Regions from separate parts of the Homo sapiens genome. Here region 1 is linked to region 2. A link is an interaction called in ENCODE POLR2A ChIA-PET data of the cell type or tissue named here. Cell type or tissue: Panc1. All regions are shown on one strand. Each heading gives the region's core, and the rest is flanking DNA. Links, peaks and the distances in the headings are about the cores only. Region 1 overlaps LOC105379080 (a long non-coding RNA gene). Region 2 has its middle 570 kb from the start of ARRDC3.

What was found. Peaks named below come from ENCODE experiments on the same cell type or tissue, not always from the same donor. Only the 100,000 strongest peaks of a DNase experiment are listed, where the experiment ranks them.
Region 1: POLR2A ChIA-PET joins it to region 2 with 13 read pairs; 1 of 35 experiments calls an interaction of 5 or more read pairs at or near these places.

Annotation. Positions count from the first base shown.
Region 1 is chr5:92,367,377-92,370,306 of GRCh38, reverse strand. The region is part of intron 2 of LOC105379080 (a long non-coding RNA gene); the gene reads right to left. Among named protein-coding and RNA genes, the nearest start is that of LINC02058, 570 kb to the left of the region's middle. In Panc1, for the core only: no CTCF peak of the experiment used is centred there; no DNase peak of the experiment used is centred there; H3K27ac peaks cover 269 bases.
Region 2 is chr5:91,947,643-91,950,572 of GRCh38, reverse strand. No RefSeq gene overlaps it. Among named protein-coding and RNA genes, the nearest start is that of ARRDC3, 570 kb to the right of the region's middle. In Panc1, for the core only: no CTCF peak of the experiment used is centred there; no DNase peak of the experiment used is centred there; H3K27ac peaks cover 303 bases.

The DNA of each region.
Region 1 (2,930 bases), core at 166-2,665, 420 kb before region 2:
CATGAATGCTTGCCAGGGAACTCAGCCTAGGTATTTGGAAATATTTACCTATGATTTGGAGACTTTACTGAAGATACACCTTGTCACTACAGTGTTCCATGACAAATATCAGGGATGTATAGTAGTGAGGATCCTCATGTTGGAAGGGAAGAGCAGTAGTTGCTGTTCTGTGCTACATTAATCTTGAAATTTGTTTTAATCAACTGACCTTACTCTAGATTTCTGAGGGTTAGTTTTCCTTGGGCTTGGACAACAATCTGACTTCCTGTTGTTGGAAAAGAGAGGTGAGAAATGATCAAAAGAAAACAGTAACAGACTAGTTTGACCAAGCTATACCCAGATTATGATGGAAGACTAGCAGTCCTCTTTGGGTTAAAGACAAACATCTGTTTTGGGGAAACTTTATAAATGTTGTAAGATATTATAAAATGATAAGGGATATTTATATAGAAGACAACACATGTTATGTGAAGGGAAATGGACCTTGATCTGTGTTCATAATCTGGATTCTGGCATGCACAGATAAAACTGATGAGTACTGCACAAGGGAGTAGCAGAGGAAACTTAACTGTAGGGAGGGAGAAAACCCCTGCCGATATGGAGGGTGGGCATGACTGAGAAAGTCAGAGGTCCTTAAAAGTACTGTGAGAGTTGTGTTGGATCAGTCCCACACCTAGAACCCTTCTCCCTGATAAGGAGAGACTGAGTTAAGAATTTAAAATTTTTGTCATAAAGGCTGGAGCTGTGAAGCAGAGGCAGTGTCCTATAAGAAAAAGACTAGTCATTGGGAGAGAGGAATCCCAGAGAGCTGTTCTTTACAGTTTTGTTTCTTGTTTAAATTCGAGAACTAAAAATCCAGTCCCAGAGTGCGTACATAGTCAAAGCAAACATGGAAAGTTCAGAAGTTATGCAGTGAACCATCAGAGCCTATTAAGAATCTAATCTTTCTCCAAGTAATGTTGGGGTCAGGCAGCTAACTGCAACCTAGCCTTTGGTTTAGTTACATTTTGATGTCTCAGGACCTCTCAAAAAATTTTGATCTGCCATGTTTTCTCCATATCCCTTTATGTCTCTCCAAGATTACTAAACTATGCATAATAAAATGTCATTATACTTGAATTGCAAAAATTGGAAAGATTCATAATACCAAGTGTTGGCAAAGATATAAAACAACTAGAAATTGAATACTTTTCTGGGAGATTGCAAAGTGGGTCAGTTATCTTGAAAAACAGTTTGATAGTTTTGTTTTAATAAAGTTAACCATATACTTACCATACAATCTATCCATCCTAATTCTAGACATTTCCCAAGATAAGTGAAAACATGTTTACACAAATACCTGTAAGCAAATATTCATAATAACATTATTCTAAAACTGGAAGAAACGAAAATGTTTATGAACTGATGACTGAATAGACAAGTAATGGAGTATTTGTACAGTGGAATACTACTCAAAATAAAAAGAACACATTAAAACAATGTGTACAAAAACATGGATGAGCCTCATAAACAGGGTGCTGTATAAAAGAAGTACTCCATAATTCCTTACACATTAAGGTATACCATCTTAGAAACAGTACAGCTGTAAAGGCCAATTCTTACATGTCCTTAAACTACCCTTTGAACATTATACCTTCCTCTGACACCAGAGTCTAAGCTTTTCCATTTATTCTGCTTTTGCCAATCTTTCTCTCCTGGATCAATATCTATCATCTTTTAAAATCAAGCCCAAATGCAAGATCCAGCCTTTCCTCAGTCGCCCACATGTTTCTTTACTCTCGTTATTAACCTCTACAGCACCATTATAGCGTCAGCACTGGATAGGCAGGCTCAATTCTTGGCAACAAACATTTAGCTCACTTCATTGTGATAATTTGCTCTCTCCAAGAAAGGACTCCTCAAGATTAAGATCTTCATTTGCTTTTTCTCTGTATCTCCTGGTTCAGAGTGTCCTGCATAGAGTGAGCATCCAATTAATCTTGAATGTGTTATGTTTAATCCGTTTTGTGCCTTTGTGATTACTCAAAAAGATGACAATATGAACCACATACATATAAAACAATAAAGTTTTATAGTGATGATTATTTTTGTTTTTCTGTATTGATCCTAGTATGTAGCAGGGCTATATTATGAAAGGTGAGTTAACATGAATTTTTCTTTTAATGTTAAGAATGGTGCCCTTCACATTACAAGCTATTCCAAAGTTGCAGAGAAAAAATAGGTCTTTGAAACTTTCTAGAAAATAGCAGATAGTTTATTTAATTACTTTAGTTTTCCTTTAGCTATTATTTCTTAAATATAATTGAAAAATGAGTTAGCTCTTATACTTTTAAGAATATATACAAGCTATTGTACTAAAATGTTACTGTATTAAGTAACAAGAGAAAAATAAGTAAAAACAAATGAACTTAATTCTAATACTGACAGAAATATTGGAAAGTGGAAATAAACAGTTTTTCTGTCTAAACTCTTATAAAAACCTTAGTTTAACTTATATTTAACAAATCTAAATAGATTTAACAAATTTAACAAATCTAACTTAGATTTTTAGCAAGGTACAGCTCCCCTGTAGAAGCCATGCTCTTTCTGAAGAGGTCTGAAGCACAGCATATTAATAAAGGGATTCTACGAGTTCTTAGCTCCTTTGCTGTCCTCTCCTCTTCAGCCTATATATAGTTAGGTTTGTTAAATGTATTTTTACTGAAAAATACATTCAGTAAGACTGATTGATGTAATCGACTCTAGCATGTAGATAGGGAGAAGAAATGGATTTATCATTAGTTTAGAAGGCTGTCTGGTATTATAGATTTACTAACAAAAAGTACAAACGATGCCTATAAAAATACTTAGATGTTTGATGTTTGAATAGTTGCTCAAAATTTAAGATTCAGTAATAAAGTCAGCTCAGAAGACTCACTAAAATATGAAGA
Region 2 (2,930 bases), core at 260-2,759:
TTCTTTGTCACAGCTTACAAAGGACATTAAGCTCTGTCATCTCCTAGCTAGCTTCATCTCACATGTGCTCCAGCCACACTGGCCTTTTTCAGATACAAACAAACCAGGACATGCTCGCTAATGACCTTTAAACCTGTGATTTTCATTGTCTGGAACACCATATCTCTCCTTTTCACCTACTTAATTTCTACTAAAAGTCTTTACATCTCACTTTAAACATGACTTCCAGCAACAGCCTTCTCTAGGTCATGCTCTTATAACATACTTGCTCATACCCTTTATCACATATTTAATTTTACATTAATTTGTGTGATTATTTGAATTCTAGTTTTCCCATAAGAATTAAGGAACCGTGATGGCAATGGCTATCTTGCTTTTCCTCACTATTTTGTCTCCAAAGATAAGCCTGAAGGTATATGTAGCTACCACTGAATAACATTAATTGGTTAATGTCTAGTAGACATTTAGAAAAAGGAATTAACACTGGCCAGGTAGGCTAGGAAGAGATTTGAAATGGTTCATTCTTAAAGAGTCTAGGTAATTTATTTAGAAATAGTAAAAATAGAAGGAGGAAAGGTAAAAAATTAACCATGAAGATTGTTTATATGCAGGAATCATGAAATTGGTTAAGAACTATGAAGGGAAAACAGAAAAAAATGATCATCTAAGTAAGGAAACAAAAGCTTCAAGTAGTGGTTGATTTGCATTTTTAAATACTAGGGAAAGGAAAAAGAATGAAAACTGGTACTAACGTATCAATTAAGAGGTTATTTGTGATCTTGCATAGATAATTAAAAAAAAATAGTGGGATAAAAAGCCAACCGCGAAATAGTAAGGAGTAGAAGATGGCAATATAATCAATGAGGTTTAGGTTCCTATTTTTGAAGGATATGTCCTTTAAACTCTTTGAGTTGTTGAAATAGATTTCACTATGCACGATCTGTAGACATGATTCTGTAATGCCATTAGATCTGTAAATGAAAACATTTGTAATTACAAATTTCCACACATAGGGATAAAGAAAATATTGAACAGTTATTTAATACATCCTGTGTGTGCCAATTTATATTCAGACATTTTTCTATAGAACAGTAAAATCTTTCCGCTGTCAGCATATAGCCAAGGCACAAGCTCACTCTCCTTCTACCCAACTAAATCTCTCTTTTTTTTCTTTTTCTTTTTTTTTTTTTTTTTTTTTTTGAGACAAGGTTTCACTCTATCACCCAGGCTGGATCTTGTCTCATATGATTTCATCATCCCACCGCAACCTCTGCTTCCCGGGTTCAAGCTATTCTCCTGCCTCAGCCTCCCAAGTAGCTGAGACTACAGCTGCACCCCATCACACCCAGCTAATTTTTGTATTTTTTATAGAAATAGGGCTTCACCATGTTGCCCAGGCTGGTCTCAAACTCCTGTGCTCAAGCGATCCACCTGCCTTGGTCTCCCAAAGTGGTGGGTTTACAGGCGTGAGCCACCGCGCCCGGCCCTAAACCTATTTTTTTTTTTTTTGATGGAAAGTGCTCTTCAACTGTTACACAATTACAAGAAAACATATTGGACAAAAAACTTTCATTAAAATGGGTCCAAAAATTCTTGTACAATGAGAAAGATTGGGATGAATGATTTTTAATCATTTAAAAAGCATACTTGACAAGGAAAAAAATTGCAAAATCCTTATGTATCTAACCTGGAGTATGTGTCCTAATATCAAGCAAAATATGTGCACCATTCATGTACTTAGTGTGATTACGCCTTATTACGGTTTTTGAAGAGCCATGATATTTATTAGTTTTTTTAATCATTTTTTCATGAAGTATTATTTTCCTTTTGCTGTTTCACCAAATGCAACATCTGAGTTAGATTAAAACCGGGTGGTTGGCAGGAACAAAAATAAAAAATAAAAAGTGTTAAGTGATCATATGTTAGCAATAATGCTGTCTCGAGACATCATTTCTCACTATAATTTCTTTGAGGGAGATCCTTTGTGTACCTCGGTAGTTTTCAACTGCTATTTAATGCTACCCTTGGAATGGTTAAAGAGGGGACACTGTAGAGACAGCTCTGTCTCTCTTTTAAAAGGATCCACACTTTCCTAAAAGCCAAATGATATTAAATGCCCAAGGATGAAAAAGCTGTGGACACTATTGAAAAAACGTTCACTTTGCGATAGTTTCTCCAGCCTCCCTCAAAGTGAACCAGAAATGAAAATTCAGCACTACACCATTTATCCCTTTACATATTGTTATGTGAATGAAGAATTATTGCACAGAAAAGCATCTTTACTTTTACTGCTATTGCCATATGCCTTCCGTGAGAAAATATATCTTTCATTATACTACTGTAAATTGGTGTTTTAAGATGTGCTTTAAAAAAAACTGTATTATGCCTTGAAAGTACATAATAACCATGTTAAACAACTTTATTTTTCCAAGAAATGGTGCATTTTGCGTTACCTACTGTAATCATTTTGTATTTAACATGAATTGAACAGACACTCTCCTTCAGATGAACTTTCTGGTGACAAACTTTGAAATTGATAGATTAAAGCTGATTTGGGATTGTCAAAATATTGTATAGCTATCTGCACAAAATATGCATAAAATTTTACAGATGGTGGACTGCTGGTTTACATGGCAGCTATGTTAGTATATCCACGGCCGGTTAAATTAATAGTGTCACAATCTATCTTCCATGGCAGGTGTAAATGACTTTTAGCACATCAATAACTAGTTTACAATGATGTCCCTTCGCTACTTAAGGTTTGCCATTGATTTTTTGTTTTGTGCAAAATAGCACACATATTATCTCCGTATTTCGTTGTAGAATATTTTAAAATAAACCCAACATTTACAGACTTGTAAACAATCTATAAAAATATCAGACTTAGTCAATTATAAAATTATCTTCTAATTATTCCACCTGAAAATAGG